Regions from separate parts of the Mus musculus genome. Here region 2 is linked to region 1. The links are chromatin contacts, found by POLR2A ChIA-PET in ENCODE. All regions are on one chromosome and are shown on one strand. The core of a region is the stretch at or near the end of the contact, and the rest is flanking DNA. Distances in the headings are between cores, read along the strand shown. Region 1 holds the start of Nt5dc3 (5'-nucleotidase domain containing 3). Region 2 overlaps Stab2 (stabilin 2).

Region 1 (3,648 bases), core at 1,028-3,527:
GTACTGCTTCACTCCTCAGAAGCCAGGCTTCCCAAGAAGATCTCAGATTGAATCAAAATTGCTGAAGACCTCAGATGACCCCAATAAGGAATAAAAATAATTTTGGGCTGTTTTGTACTTTGAGTTTTTACTCATTTCTCTTGAAAGGCGTATGTGTGTGTGTGGTACAAGTGTGCACACACGTGTTTGTGTGTAGGTCAGAGGTCGATGTCAGTGTTCTCGTGCTTTCCCCCTTATTTTTTGAGATCTCACTGAAACCTGGAGCTCGGGGATTCTATTCGCCTAGTAGTCAGTGAGCACCAGGGGGCTTCCTGTCTCTCCGTTCTTTGTGCTGAGGCCATAGGAACTGGCTGTCATTTTTTTATAGCAGTGCTGGCGCGTGCTCGCAAGCTCTTAACAGACTACGCCAGGTCCCTAGCACCTATTTTGGATTCTTTCATCAGATATTTTCTTTTAACTCTGCAGGAGTGGTCACTATCCAGGTCTGGGGATTCAGTTTTCTTACTCTCTTATAACGCTGTATCTGGTTTTAGTTACAAAGGGTGGGTTTCAAGTGATCCACGTTTCTATGGTAAGTACAACAATCGTGATTCCACAGGGTCCTATAGTCTAAGAGAATATATAGAAGCACTCTTACCAATCGTAATTTAAAAAAAAATTCTATAGTATATTTTGACTTAAAAATTCACCTAAGTAAAATTGATGATTGTTATCACCAAAACTTTTTATTAGTAAAAATAAGAAAAGATAGGAAGTGAAATGTCCTCAAGTCATAAAGGAAGCTTTTAATGACCAGAGCCCATGGATTTGATAGCATATCGATTTGCACATTTTATTGTCCTCCAATTTTATCACTGATCCATAAAACATTAACCTGTAACAGTTAAGGATTACTTTCTAGCTACCGTCCTCCCTACCACCCAACAGAAGAGGGGACTCAGCTCTGTGACGATAGGCAAGCAATCTCACCTCTGTTGTGCCTCGGTTTCATTGTGTTTAAAGGAGAGACGCGGTACGTTCCTTTTAAGACAGCTGGGAAGAGTGTATGCGATAAAATATACAGCCAGCTTTCTATTAATGGTTTTCATTATCAGTCAGGGACTAGCTCCAGTGTCATCACCTTCCACAAAAACATCTGACTCTTCCAGCCCACAACTTGAGTCGCTAATGCTTGGGGTTGTCTCACACTGTGCCTTGTCTGTCCTCTCATTATTCTAGCCATTCCCACTATAACCGCCCCCCCCTACTCAGTGGTCACCATGGGATACTTTGGGAATTTCTTGGGGCCCAGTGTTTCTCAGGTAGGTCTTGAATTGGTGATAGAAAGTCCCGCAGGAGCGGCATGGAATAAGTGCAGTTAAGCAAGTGAGTGGAACAGGTACCAAGCGTGCTGCCAGCGTGGGCAGGAGACTGCTAATCATGTCCGGAGGACCTCTCTGGAGGTGGGAACCCGGCTTTCCAGAGGCCTGCACTGTTAAGGAAATTTACATTTATCGGGAGTCTTCAGGGGCAGGATCTTGCAGACGACTTTAGACCTCGAGTGTAATCTCGGCCCAGCAACTCTTTAAAGGGCAACTCTTGGATAGGCCCAAGCTCAGCCTCAGGGCAGTCTCAGAGAGGCACCTGAGATCCAGGAGATACCTGCAGAAGCCTTTGACACGGAGTGGGTCGCATTCCAGAGACTGGGATCAGAGATGGATAGTGCGTACACTCATCAGTGCAATCAGAATTGGGGCCCGCCACGGAAGGCAAGAGGAAGGTAGAGCAGAGTCTTGCTGGCAGCGATAGGGTCGGAGATGAGTCATCCTAGCCCGTGTGACTTCAACCACCCTCCGCCCCCTCCTGCCTCGCGGGTCAGGAAGTGACCGCAGCCGACCGGGCGCTGAGCCCTGGCAGCTCCGGCCACGCCCAACCCGCTTTCTCTAAGGCCTCGCCCTTGACTCCGCCTTTGACTCAACCCAGACTCCGTCCCACTCCATTTCCACAGGCCCACACCTGACCCAGCCTCTAACTGGCCTAGGCCCCCGGCTCTGTCTCCCCAGGTTCGGTCCCTGACTCTGCCTCTGACGCAATCGAGATGGTCCAACTCATTCTCTCTCTAGACCCTATTCTTTACTCAGCCGGGGCATTCCTCTTTCCAACCAGGCCCCGCCCCTGACCCAGCTCAGGCCCCACCCATCCCGCAGCTCCTAGCCTAATCCTTGACCCCGCCTCCTGCTTCCCTCTAGAACCCGCCCACCTCCCCAGCCTCGCCCCCGGCTCCGCCCCACCGTGGGTGGTTCTTGGGCCGCGCCGGCACTTGCTCAGACGTAGGAACTGCCGGCGTGCGTCCCGGAGCCTCGCGACGCTGGCCATCCGTGCCACTGGCAGCTTAGAGGCAGCATGGCCACGGTGGCAGCGGCGGCCCGCGGGGCCGGGGCGAGGGCGGCGGCAGGGCTGCGGAGTTGCGGCGGGGCCGTGGCTCGAGAACGACCGCGCTCGGGCTGCGCTCGGCGCCTGTGCTCTGCCCCGGCTGCCCCGGCTGCCGTGGACATGAAAAGCTACCTGTGGGCGCGCTACCACGAGGCGAAGAGGAGCACGGACGGTGAGTGCGTGTCCCAGCTTGCGCCGCCCACTCGAGGACCCCTCGGGTCCCCCGCACCCTGCCTCTGTCGCGCGGCCCCCGCGGGGAAGGCGACTCTAAAACTTCGCAACTCTTTTTTGGCTTTCCCCCGCCGGGGAAGCTATTTCATACCTGGGGATTGTTAAATCTGGAGTGTACATCGCAAGTGCTCTGGGCCGCTGCGAGAGTTCCAAGGGCGTCGGTAGGAAGACATTCCCCCAAACACCGTTAGGTGTCATTCACCCTGGGAATGGTAGTAGCAGCCCAGCTTGCTGCCGCGCTGTCCTAGACAGGCTCCAGCGCAGGCGACTGGGTCAGGAGGATGAGCCGGTCTCCCTTTTGCAGGGTGGAGTAGATAAAATGTGCTGTTTGAAAGGGGAGGGTGGTCTGGTTATCCACCGCCCTCTGCGAGGAGAAGAGGAATACTTGTGGTCAGGTGAACTGAGAAAGAGCTTGGCTGGGCGGTTAGGGAATCGGAGAAGGAATGGAAAGAGGAACCAGATTATAATAGTATCAGGTATTGATGTCGACTCTGAATCGCCCATAGCCTCCGGAGGAGGGGGTCATGTCCATTATGTAGACGGGAAGGGCGAGCAAGGGGCCTAAGCAAAAACTGATTTTGACTCAGGGTCGGGAATCCATTGTCCTGTGTGTTGCTTTGTGCTTCTTGCAGTCAAACGTTTGGAACCTGGAGTAAAGGGCCAGTGAAGCACAGACACTGAAGCTGTCAGAGGACACTGGGATTTGGGGAGGGGGTGGTTTGGGGAGGGTGCTACATGAGGAAGGGGGTTGGTGAGGGAACGTTTTTGTAGGATTTCCATTTGCATCTTTGGCCACATGCCTGTTCAAGTGAAACAAAACCCACCTGGAATATCTTCACAACACATTCCGAGGTGTAAGCAATGGAGACTTCTTTGAAAGAGTGGCTTATTGGTTTTGGCCAGGCAAGTGTTTTGAGATGGGTTGTGTATTCCAGGCCTTAAAGTCATGAGTCTCCTGTGTGTTCTATCCTTCCAGGCGGGCGGGAACCACCATTCCAGGCAAAC
Region 2 (3,609 bases), core at 264-2,763, 100 kb after region 1:
GTGCAAAGGCTGTGCTAAATCCCTAGTAACACACACACACACACACACACACACACACACACAGGCATGTGCATGCGCATAAATGCACACACATTTTGTCTTACTCCCCAACTTTGACCAGTCTTCCTTGCCTTTTTCGGACTTGCCTTACAGCCCCTTGGTTGTGGGTCATTATGTATGCAACCTTCTCTCACGAGACAGCAGGCTTGTATAACCAGATCTCTAGCCCTCCGTGGATAAGCACTCTGCATGGTTGACAGTTCCCATATTTAGGCCGAACTCTGATTTGGTCATAGGAAAGATGACAGAAAGCCACTAGGAAATGGAACCTATTGCCTTGTGCTCAAGAGCTCATGAGCCGTGGAAGAGCAGGCTAAAATACAAACACAGCTCAAGTGAGCTGCCATGGCGGCATCTCCACAGCCTCTGCTCCTGAGCAGCCTCCAGTGAGGAAGGAACTCGGAGCCAGGAAAAGCAGATCTATCCAGGAGCAGAGGAGCCATCAGACAGGCTTAATGCCTGCTGCGAGATCTTCCTGTCTCCTAGACTCTTTTCCAAAATACGTTCTGAGTAAAATGCTTGTCAGCATCCTAGAATCCTACCCCAAGAGGATAAAGTTCTGTTTGCTGCTTAGAAAAGCAAGCTCCTAAGCTTCCAGCCAATGAACCTGAACTTTGATAGCTGCAATACCCAGCAAACTCCAAGACCATACAGAAGAGTCTGGTCTTGTCACAGCCCTCTTGATTTCTGTCAACTCCAGAGGTCTAGGGGCTGTGGGTTATCCCCCCCCCCCCACCATGAGGGCACTCACTCCGTGTGGTTCTGGATACTTGTTCTCTGACCCACTCCTTCCTGCCCTCACCTAGTGCTCTCTACTCTTGAAACTGGCATCGAGGTTCTCTCTCTCTCTCTCTCTCTCTCTCTCTCTCTCTCTCTCTCTCTCCCTCTCCCTCTCCCTCTCCCTCTCCCTCTCCCTCTCCCTCTCCCTCTCCCTCTCCCTCTCCCTCTCCCTCTCCCTCTCCCTCTCTCTCTCTCTCTCTCTCCCTTTCCCTCATTTTCGCTCACTCAGCCTGTCATGACACACCAAGAAGGCATGTACCACAAGCTGGCATCCTGACCTTGGCTTCTAGAGTATGAGAATTAAATTTCTGTTCAGTTACTGAGGATTCTGTTGCAGCAGCACTAGAGGGACAGAGACTGTTTTGGAACGACCTCTCAGATGGGCCCACTGCCTGGCTCTTGGCACTTGGGGAGAAACACATGATCCTTGGGCAGCTCCACAACTATTTTGTTTGCTTATCCTGATGTTTAAAGAGTTTTTGCCTTCTCCTCTGAGTGATTACCATCATTTAAAAACTGAAAAAAAATCCACATTAAAATTTCTGTTCTTCTTACACAGCCAACACTGGCTGGCACTACTCAGAGCATCAGGGATCTGAGGCTCCGGAGATGGCATTCATTAGAGAGGCACCAAGTCTTCCAGCTTCCTGCTGGGTTCCCTGTTCCGCCCCTAATGACTTTGGAATTGAGAGCTAATTCCTGAACATTAGCTTGCAAGAGGGCAGCAAATGGCCTCTGGGCCTCCCTGGCAGCTATGTCCTAAGTCTTTGGCCAAAACAACACAGAACCACTATCAAATAGAGCCGGCTAGGCTGCCATTCTCATAACAACAGCCCCACATCCCAGCTGCCTCTGTGTCCTAGCTTCTTTATTGTCCTTATGATCACTGTTCTCCTGAGCTGGCCAGACAAAAACAAGGAGGCAAAGAGAGCTGCTCGGTGAGGGAGGGTTCAACTACAGTGGTCAATTTGGTTCTCCCAGCATCCACTGGGAGTGCACACGTAAAACAGTGCATCAAGGTGCTTGGTCTACAGTGAGGCCTAGAGTTAGACAGCTGTGGGTTCGAGCTCTGGTTTTGTCTTATTCTAGTTCTGTGATCTCAGATAAGGATCTTTTTTTCCTGCCAGCCAGAGGCAGGAAAGATTGTATCCACTCCAAACATGGCTAAGTCCTTAAGCCCTAGGTACCTGTCTGTGATTGTGACTTTCTTTAGAAAAGGATCTTCGTAGATGTCATTAAGGGTCTTGAGATGAGGTTTTTAAACTCACAGGTGTCTGTATAAGAACAAAAGGTGGAAGGAGAGAGGGAGGGTGAGAAAGAGAGAAAGAGAGAGGGAGAGACAGACATAGACACACAGATACACAGACACACAGACACACAGACACACAGACACAGACACAGACATAAACTGTAGTTTGCAGCTACAGCCAGGAATACCAGAGTCACTAGCAGCTGCAAGAGGCAAGGAGGCTGCCCCAGAGCCTTCAGAAACATCCTCGCTGACACTGCTTTTAGATTTATGATTCAAGAATCACATATAAAATTTTGTACCTAGCCTATGGTTACATTTTACAGCAGCCCTATTCTGATGGTGAGTTTGAACTGTCAATCTAGACTCAGCAATGGAGACCATGCATTAATTCATTACTTTCTGATCTTGGCTGTGGATATAATGTCACCAGTTCTCTCAAGCTCCCACCACTGTGACTTCTCTGCAGTGGTGGACTGTGACCTGGAACTGTGACCCAGATAAACCCCCTTTGCCCTAGTTTGCTGTGTTAGGGTAATTTTATCATGCAATAGGAAATGAAACTAAAATGCCTTGGAAAACAATTCACTGCTAGTCTTTTCATCAGCAAGTTGGGGGTAATTAGTCCTTGTCTCATTGGGGAGCAGAAGAATTGAATGAGAGAAATCATCAGTGTGTATAAATGTCATGTTGATCCAGGTTGTCAGAGGCCTGGATGACCCCAGTGTCCCAGATGTGACATGCCAGGGCATCAGGCATACTCCACTGGAGGCCTGGGCCTGGGATAGGTTGAGCAGCAGTAGATAGTTTATCCAGTTTCAGACTTAGTGAGATCCTGCTTGTTTGGTACAGCATAGATCCATATAGCTGTCTCTTGTGAGACTATGCCGGGGCCTGGCAAACACAGAAGTGGATGCTCACAGTCAGCTAATGGATGTATCACAGGGCTCCCAATGGAGGAGCTAGAGAAAGTACCCTTTAGGGATCTGCAACCCTATAGGTGGAACAACATTATGGACTAACCAGTACCCCGGAGCTCTTGACTGTAGCTGCATATGTATCAAAAGATGGCCTAGTCGGCCATCACTGGAAAGAGAGGCCCATTGGACACACAAACTTTATATGCCCCAGCACAGGGGAACACCAGGGCCAAAAAAATGGGAATCGGTGGGTAGGGAAGTGGGGGGGAGGGTATGGGGGACTTTTGGGATAGCATTGGAAATGTAATTGAAGAAAATACATAATAAAAATATTTTAAAAAAAAGAAAAGAAAAAGAAGTCATGGGAGAATCAGCAGATATATTTTGGGGAGGGATGCAGGCTGCTCGTAACAGGACTGCCATGAGGTCATGACATTCGTGTTCCTGGATCCTGGAATCTCTCTAGATGCTTACTGATACAAGATAACATATCTGAGATAAGTAGGACCTTTTAGACTAATTGTGTGCTCTCTTGGGCACATTCTCCTTAATATCATGGAAGATAGCTTACTCAGGGAAGATATATCAAGTCTGGGTAGT

What was found. ChIA-PET counts read pairs that join two places held with the same protein, here RNA polymerase II (POLR2A).
Region 2: POLR2A ChIA-PET joins it to region 1 with 19 read pairs in Patski. The contact joins the enhancer-like site here to the promoter of Nt5dc3 in region 1. POLR2A ChIA-PET finds 5 or more read pairs at or near these places in 2 of 5 experiments (Patski and embryonic stem cell).

The regions. Positions count from the first base shown.
Region 1 is chr10:86,776,728-86,780,375 of GRCm38, forward strand. Nt5dc3 (5'-nucleotidase domain containing 3) reads left to right here and starts at 2,278. Exons shown (of 14, transcript NM_175331.3): 1 at 2,278-2,584. The coding sequence starts at 2,383. Ttc41 (tetratricopeptide repeat domain 41) reads left to right here. Exons shown (of 16, transcript NM_001003910.2): 16 at 1-116. The coding sequence ends at 94.
Region 2 is chr10:86,879,078-86,882,686 of GRCm38, forward strand. The region is part of intron 44 of Stab2 (stabilin 2); the gene reads right to left. Among named protein-coding and RNA genes, the nearest start is that of Gm16271, 91 kb to the right of the region's middle. Within about 2 kb of position 1,514, at least 1 of the 3 ENCODE cell types and tissues checked has a DNase peak (open chromatin) inside an H3K27ac peak, as active enhancers do.